Linked DNA regions of Homo sapiens: region 1 is linked to region 2. Evidence: read pairs that join two places in POLR2A ChIA-PET (ENCODE). Cell type or tissue: OCI-LY7. All regions are shown on one strand.

What was found. Peaks named below come from ENCODE experiments on the same cell type or tissue, not always from the same donor. Only the 100,000 strongest peaks of a DNase experiment are listed, where the experiment ranks them.
Region 1: POLR2A ChIA-PET joins it to region 2 with 5 read pairs; 12 of 35 experiments call an interaction of 5 or more read pairs at or near these places.

Annotation. Positions count from the first base shown.
Region 1 is chr22:41,771,091-41,775,090 of GRCh38, reverse strand. All of the region lies in intron 20 of MEI1 (meiotic double-stranded break formation protein 1), which reads right to left. Among named protein-coding and RNA genes, the nearest start is that of CCDC134, 28 kb to the left of the region's middle. In OCI-LY7, no CTCF peak of the experiment used is centred here; no DNase peak of the experiment used is centred here.
Region 2 is chr22:41,677,299-41,681,298 of GRCh38, reverse strand. SNU13 (small nuclear ribonucleoprotein 13) reads left to right here. Exons shown (of 3, transcript NM_001003796.2): 2 at 935-1,055. It also overlaps the pseudogene RNU6-476P. Among named protein-coding and RNA genes, the nearest start is that of SNU13, 9.6 kb to the left of the region's middle. In OCI-LY7, no CTCF peak of the experiment used is centred here; no DNase peak of the experiment used is centred here; H3K4me3 peaks cover 148 bases.

The DNA.
Region 1 (4,000 bases), 94 kb before region 2:
AGCTCAAAGAAGCCAATTCCTTTGGACAGGCTAATGCGCTGGGCCAGTTAGGACTGAGGGTTATGAATCCAAGGTCACACAGACTCCCTCTCCAGGGAGGACAGCTACTGACACACAGAGAGATATGGCTACAATGCATCTGGCCAGACAAACCCAGGTGTGCTGATCACTGGGCAGAAGGAGAGGGATGGGGTCACAGGGATGTCTAAGTTTGGCTCTCAGAAACCTCCGCAGTTGCTGGAAAAACAACTATATATCAATAACAACCACTCAGGGCCTAATAATGTCAGGTACTATGTTGTGTTTATACAGTAGCTGTATATTTGTTTATACATTATTTATACCTCTACAATAACTCTTCCATATAGGTGTCACCCCAATTTTTCAAATGAGAAAACTGGGGCAGGTTAATCAGTTTGCATATCAAGAAAGTAATAAAGTTGTAAATTAAACTGCACTGTGAGTTAATGAAGGGAAGGGATGAGGTCTACTTCATCTTTGTCACCTTGTAGAGACTCAGAAAACATCTCTGAAAAGAAAAAGGTCACAGAATGGGAGGGCTAGAGAGAATCTAGATAATTTTTTCCAATACCTTTACTTTACAGAGTATGAGGCTGAAGCCCGACGGGAAGGGAGGGGCATGATTTGCCCAAGGTCATAGATCCCAGAGTCAAACCAGTTTCCTGGTCTTGTGCCTTCACCAACACATCACTGCCCCACTGCCACAGAGGTGGTCCCTCAGAAGTCTGAGTTAATGAATGTTAAAGGTATAAAAGGAAGGGGCTACTCAGCTTTGTGTGGCTATGGTGAATGCTGGAGGAAGAGGAACGTGAGGACCCCACCATATGGATCAGTGGGAAGGCTCTGGGCAAAACTATGACCCAATCTGTAGTCTCTGCTGTCCAGAACTCTCTGGGTCTTGACAGACCAGCGTAACTTGGCCAAAGAGGAAACAAACAGAGTTTCTGTGATGTCATTGTCCCTTCACATCTAAAAAACCTACATGAAAGACCACCCATTGATAAGAGTGGCAATTAACAGCTTTGTTTTCAGCTGTTAATTACCCATATAAAAAACAGAAATTGGTATCAACACAAAATTTTTAGACTCTTTTTCCTTCCTCTGGCTAGAAGCTGGGGAGAAATGGTAAGAATTATATATATGAACAGACAATAAAGTTGTTCCTTGCTGTTCTTTTGTTTTGTTTTGTGTTTTTGAGACGAAGTCTAGCTCTGTCGCCCAGGCTGGAGTGCAGTGGCTCGATCTTGGCTCACTGCAACCTCCGCCTCCTGGGTTCAAGCGATTCTTCTGTCTCAGCCTCCTGAGTGGCTGGGACTACAGGCACGTGCCACCATGCCCGGCTAATTTTTTGTATTTTTAGTAGAGACAGGGTTTCACCATGTTGACCAGGCTGGTCTCGAACTCCTGACCTTGTGACCCACCCGCCTCAGCCTCCCAAAGCGCTGGGATTACAGGCGTGAGCCACCGCGCCCGGCCTCCTTGCTGTTCTTTTTTTTTTTTTTTTTTTTTACCATTGATGTCTCTAGGATCTAAGTTAGTGAAAAACTTACTCACTTTGGGCTCTAGTCATAGCCATGACCCTTATTAACTATATGACCTTGGGCAATTCAATTAGCTTCTCTGAGATGAACTTTATCTGGTTCAGAGGCAGTCAATGATTAGTGAATGACAGCCCACTATGTGAAGCAAACCAAGAGTGTTCCTACATACTATCTCATCTACCCTCATGTTTTCTCCATTTTCTGTGGGAGAAAACTGAAGTTCAGATTAGCCTCTATCTTCCTAGTCCTCTATGCAACAACTCATCTTGAAGGCAGCTCCTTTCTGTTAAGCTCTATGCCAAGTGAAACACAAGACTCCTCTCTGCCCTGACCTCCACCACCTCCAGAAAGGAGAGGTGATAAGGATGGTGCACATTCAAGGACAAGGACTGGGTCACCAGGATAAATGGTGGGGCATCCACTCCAGCTTCCCTGGGATGTAGACTCTAAGTATTTGGTCTCCTGAGATTCAATTTCTGTTTGGTTTGCTTCTTTTAATATTTACATCCTGTGAAGTTAGTGGCCTAGCACAGCCTTCAGTTAGTGAGGGACCTCTCCATTCTAGGAAGACCCAGGCTGAGAAAGGGAATTTGGGAGAGGAGATAATGAGCTCCATTTTAGGCAGAAATGTCAAATAGATGGTTGACTTCATGGGTATGAGCTCAGGAGAGAGGTCAGGGGTGGTGCAGGGATTTGAGTCATCACCATACAGCCAGGAGGCAAACAAAGCCATGGGTGTGAATGAGATAACCCAGGAAGAATAAACAGACTGAGTAAAAAGAGAGCCTCAGACAGAACAACTGATAGATAGGGAGTCAAATCTGGGTTTTAATATTTTGATTTCCAACTCTTGTGACCATGGGCAAATCTCTCTAAGCCTATGTTTCATGTATTTAAAAAGAAAAAATGGCAGGTACAGTCGTTTATGCCTATAATCCCAACACTTTGGGAGGCCATGGTGGGAGGATCGCTGGAGCCCAGGAATTTGAGACCAGCTTGGGCAACATGATAAAACACTGTCTCTACAAAAAATATAAAAATTAGCCAGACACAGTAGCACATGCTTGTAGTTCCAGCTACTTGGTCTTGAACTCCTGACCTCAGGTGATTCACCTGGCTCGGCCTCCCAAAGTACTGGGATTATAGGCATGAGCTGCCACGCCCAGCCAATTCTAGTTACTTGGGAGGCTAAGGCAGGAGGATCACTTGAGCCCAGAAGATTGACGCTGCAGTGAGCCATGATCCTGCCACTGCACTCTAGCCTGGGCAACAGAGCAAGAAAAAAGAAAAAAAATAAAAATAAATAAGATATAGTCATGCTGTATCTTTTCTATGTTTAGATATACAAATGTCACTGTGTTACATTTGTCTACAATATTCAGTACAGTAACATGCTGTACAGGTTTGTAGCCTAGGAGTAACAGGTCATCCCATATACCTAGGTGTGTAGTAGGCTAGACCATCTAGATGTCTGTAAGTATACTCCATGATGTTGGTATGACAAAATCACCTAACACTGTGTTTCTAAAAATGTATCCCCATCATTAAGCAATGCATGACTGTATTGTCACTACTATCCCTGGACAGACTTAGATTGGTCTAGACCCATAATTCAATGGGTCATAATTTATAAGTACCTACTATGTGTGAAGAACTGACCCCGAATATTTCATCTGGTGAAGAAAACCTAGTATCTTAGTTCTGTCCCCTGCTACTCTCCTTGGTATCTAATTTGTTGTTCAATTTGCCTTCTTGAGTGGAAGGAAAAAAAGTGGAGTTAAAGCCAGCCACTAGGCAGTTTACCTTATCTAATCTAATTAGCCCATCTAATTCCTGATGGGAATTTCAGTAACGTACTTCACCAAAAAGTATTGACAGCCTGGGCAACCTGGTGAAACCCCATCTCTTAAAAAAAAAAGTAAAAAATTAGTTGGGTGTGGTGGCGTGCACCTGTAGTCCCAGCTACTCGGGAGGCTGAGGCAGGAGAATTGCGTGAACCCGGGAGGTGGAGGTTGCAGTGAGCCCAGATCATGCCACGGCACTGCACCCTGGGCAACAGTGTGAGACTGTGTCTCCAGAAAAAAAAGTACTGGGGCATCTGACAATTCTAGGTATGCCTGAGCAAGTAATGTACATATAATATTATCATGTAAGTCATGGCAAAAAAGAGGAGGAGTCCCTCTGCCATCAGAAATGTCCATCTACATGCCCCATGGGCTTCCTTTAACATTAAACCTGTGTCAGCAGAATCTGCTTGAGAGATGACAGGGAGGTGAGAGGGGATGGTGACTAAGATCTGCATTTCATAGTGTCATCCCCTGGGGGGAAGAGAGGCACACATCTCTCAGTTGGTAGACTTCCATTAGACTTAGGAAAGAGTATGGATTTACAGAAACTAGGCACCTACAAGTAGAAGAGACCACCACCCCTCCAACTCA
Region 2 (4,000 bases):
TTTTGAACAAAGTCCTGCCACTGGATGGCTTTGATAGGATATATCCTAAGAACAAAAATAAATTTTGACTTTGGTGAGTTTGTTGGTAGAGGTGGTATATTGGTGTAGCAATTTTGGAACCATTTTGTGTGTATTGTAGAGGAGGTGAGGAAATACTTTAATGTGTTGGAAACCATGGGTTTGAACAGAAGATACGCATATGGAGTGGGGAATGGAAAGAAAACTTTGTGCTACATTTACTGTAAATTATATCTTATTGATTCAGTAAATTCAGGTGGAATACGGAAGTTCAAATTTAAAGATTACCCATGGACTCCTGACCTCAGGTGATCCACCCGCCTCGGCCGCCCAAAGTGCTGTGATTACAGGCGTGAGCCAGGAGTTTGAGACCAGCCTGGCCAACACGGTGAAACCCTGTCTCCACAAAAAATACAAAATTAGCCTGGCATGGTGGTGCACGCTTATAGTCCCAGCTACTTGGGAGGCTGAGGCACAAGAATCATTTGAACTCGGGAGGCAGAGATTGCAGTAAGCTGAAATCGCACCACTGCACTCCAGCGTGGGCAACAGAGCAAGACTCCATCTAAAAAATAAAAACAGAAATGGATTAGCCATGGACTCAAATGGATGCGGAGCCATGGGAACCCGTTTGTAATCCATTTGCTGTAATATTATCAAACATTCGGCTGAAGAAAGACAAAAGTACATGAGCTTTAGTATACTTTACTGAACTGTGTAATTCCTAATAGTGTATTTCCTTTTTTTCGAAGGTAGGAGTGGAAAGTCCATTGTTAACTACCTGGTGTTTTGTGTGTTTGAGGGTTAGGGAGCAGGGCAGCTGCCCCCTGTGTCTCAATTGTTGATTAGTATTTTGTGACTCAGGTAGGAAAACTTCTGGCTCAATTTGTCTGATATTTTTATGTCCCCCCCATAGACTGAGGCTGATGTGAATCCAAAGGCCTATCCCCTTGCCGATGCCCACCTCACCAAGAAGCTACTGGACCTCGTTCAGCAGTCATGTAACTATAAGCAGCTTCGGAAAGGAGCCAATGAGGGTAAGGCAGCCACAGGATGCTCTGGGGGAATGTTAAAGGCACCTGTTTCCATCTGGGGCCTCTGATCTGATTTCCAGTTTGGGAGGAGGGCTAGCTGCTCTCGACTACAACCAGTGGGAGGACTTTGGCATTAGATGCTAAAGCTGATGGGCTAAGAATTTTTTTTAGACCCACCAATTGTTAACATTTTGCCACATTTACCTTCTTTTTCACTCTATAAGTGAATTTTATTTTTGCTGAGCCATTTGAAAGCAGTTGTGGAGACTGTATAGTGGCTGTATGACCTCACCAGAGCCATCAGAAGGAAAGGGATATTAATGCTTTTTAGCATCCCTTATACGGTGGATACTTAACATTCATGAATTTCATTTGGTTCCCAGAAACATTCCCTACCCCTCTCCCTTTTTTTTTTGGATGCAATTATTCAAAAACATGGAACGTTTCACGAATTTGCATGTCATCCTTGTGCAGGGGTCATGCTAATCTTCTCTGTATTGTTCCAATTTTAGTATATGTACTGCTGAAGCGAGCACTACCTCCCTTTGTAAAAAAGGAAAAAAAAAAAGCTGTTTTTCAGTAGAATAATTATGTATGCATGATGCTTCTGCCCAGAGGTGATATAGGATACTCTCACTTTATTCATTATTATTTTTTTAATTTTATTTTATTTATTTATTTATTTTTTTATTTGGAGAGTTTTGCTCTTGTTGCCCAAGCTGGAGTGCCATGGCAGGATCTCAGCTTACTGCAACCTCCGCTTCCCGGGTTCAAATGATTCTCCTGCCTCAACCTCCCAAGTAGCTGGGATTACAGGCATGCACCACCACGTCCAGCTAATTTTGTATTTTTAGTAAAGATGGGGTTTCACTATGTTGGTCAGTCTGGTCTCGAACTCCTGATCTCAGGTGATCTACCTGCCTTGGCCTCCCAAAGTGCTGCTGGGATTACAGGCGTGAGACACTGTGCCCAGCCTTATTTTTATTTTTATTTTTTTTCAAGTAGAGACGAGGTTTCACCATGTTGGCCAGGCTGGTCTCGAACTCCTGACCTGAAGTGATCCGCCTGCCTTGGCCTCCCAAAATTCTGGGATTACAGGCGTGAGCCACTGTGCCCGGCTGCCCAGCCTTATTTTTATTTTATTTTATTTTTTTGGAGACAGAATCTCGCTCTGTCGCCCAGGCTGGTCTTAAACTCCTGAGCTCAGGCAATCTGCCTGCCTTGGCCTCCCAAAGTGTTAGGATAACAGCAGGCGTGAGCTACCATGCCCAGCCAGAATACTCTCATTTTAATAGATGCTGGGTAGTTTGATGTGGTAGAGCTCTTTTGTCGTTGAAGATTTTTAATGGAAACATCAGAGATTTTGTCAACTGTGTTTGAGATTTAGGAGAACTATTACAATCGCTTTTACCTGTGTTGCTGAAGGAAGATAAAGTAGACTCTGTGGGTCTCGTCGTAGTGCTCTTTCCTCCCTGCTCGTCACACTGCAGTAACTGCAGTGCCTGGTATAGCAGTGGCCAGTGGGGCATTGTAGGGTGACCCACCAGCTCTCCTGGGAGGTCTCTCTTCTCACTTGATGCACTCAGGTCAGCTTGGCTGGGCAGGGATGTGACTTCTTACACTTCAGGTAGATGAGGACTCATGGACACAGAGCAACCTTATTTCCTCTTGCCATACTTTGCACGGTGATAAGCACACAGGTCCTTGAATGGAGATGCTCAGTCTCAGCGACTTAATTCAGAATATGCTTACTGGGAGTTCAGGGAGGGAGATGCAACAATTTTCCGTACTTCTGCCTCAGTGTCAGGTATTCTTTCTTGCCATATTTATTGATTGCCTGCTATGTGCCAGGCGCATGTATATATGCTGATGATGCACTGGTGAACAAAATGAAGTCTCTGCCTTCTTGGAGTATACATTCCAGTGGAGAAAGACATAGGTTTTATGCCTGGTGGTAAAGAATGCTGTAAGAGGCCGGGCGCGGTGGCTCACACCTGTAATCCCAGCACTTTGGGAGGCCGAGGTGGGCAGATCATGAGGTCAGGAGATCGAGACCATCCTGGCTAACACGGTGAAACCTCATCTCTACCAAAAATACAAAAAATTAGCCGGGCGTGGTGGCGGGCGCCTATAGTCCCAGCTGCTCAGGAGGCTGAGGCAGGAAAATGGTGTGAACCCGGGAGGCGGAGCTTGCAGTGAGCCGAGATCTCACCACTGCACTCTAGCCTGGGCGACAGAGTGAGACTCCGTCTCAAAAAAAAAAAAAAGAATGCTGTAAAACAGAATAAAGTAGAGAAGGGGGATAGGAATGGCAGTGGTGGGTCTTTTTAGATGGAGTATTCAGAGAAGGTCTGTCTGAGGAGTTTGAGCAGAGAACTGAATAGATGAGGGTGTTGGAAAGAAACGTTTTTGGGCATGGTGTAAAGGCATGCTTGAGGGATTCTAAGGAGGCTGGTGTGTGGCTGGAACTAAGTGTGGGGATGAGAGGTACTAGGAGATCACATGAGACCATGTAGGCCACTGTTAGCAGTGAGTACAATGGTAAATGAGTAGAAGGATTTTGAACAGCAAGATTGCTATGATCTTACTTAACACTTATAAAAGAGTCACTCCTATGACTTTTGTAGGGTGAGTAAGCTATAGTAATATCAATAGAAATGAACATGCTTTGCATTTGCCATGTGTCAGGTATTATTATTATTATTTATTTTACTTTTTTTTGAGATAGGGTCTTACTCTGCAGCCCAGGCTGGAGTGCATTGGCATTGATCATGGCTCACTGCAGCCACGACCTCCTGGGCTTAGGTGATCCTCCCACCTCAGCGTCCCAGGTAGCTGGAACTACAGGTGTACGCCACCACACCTGGCTAATTTTTTATATTTTTAGTAGAGATGGGGTTTTGCCATGTTGCCCAGGCTGGTCTCAAACTCTGAGTTCAAACAATCTA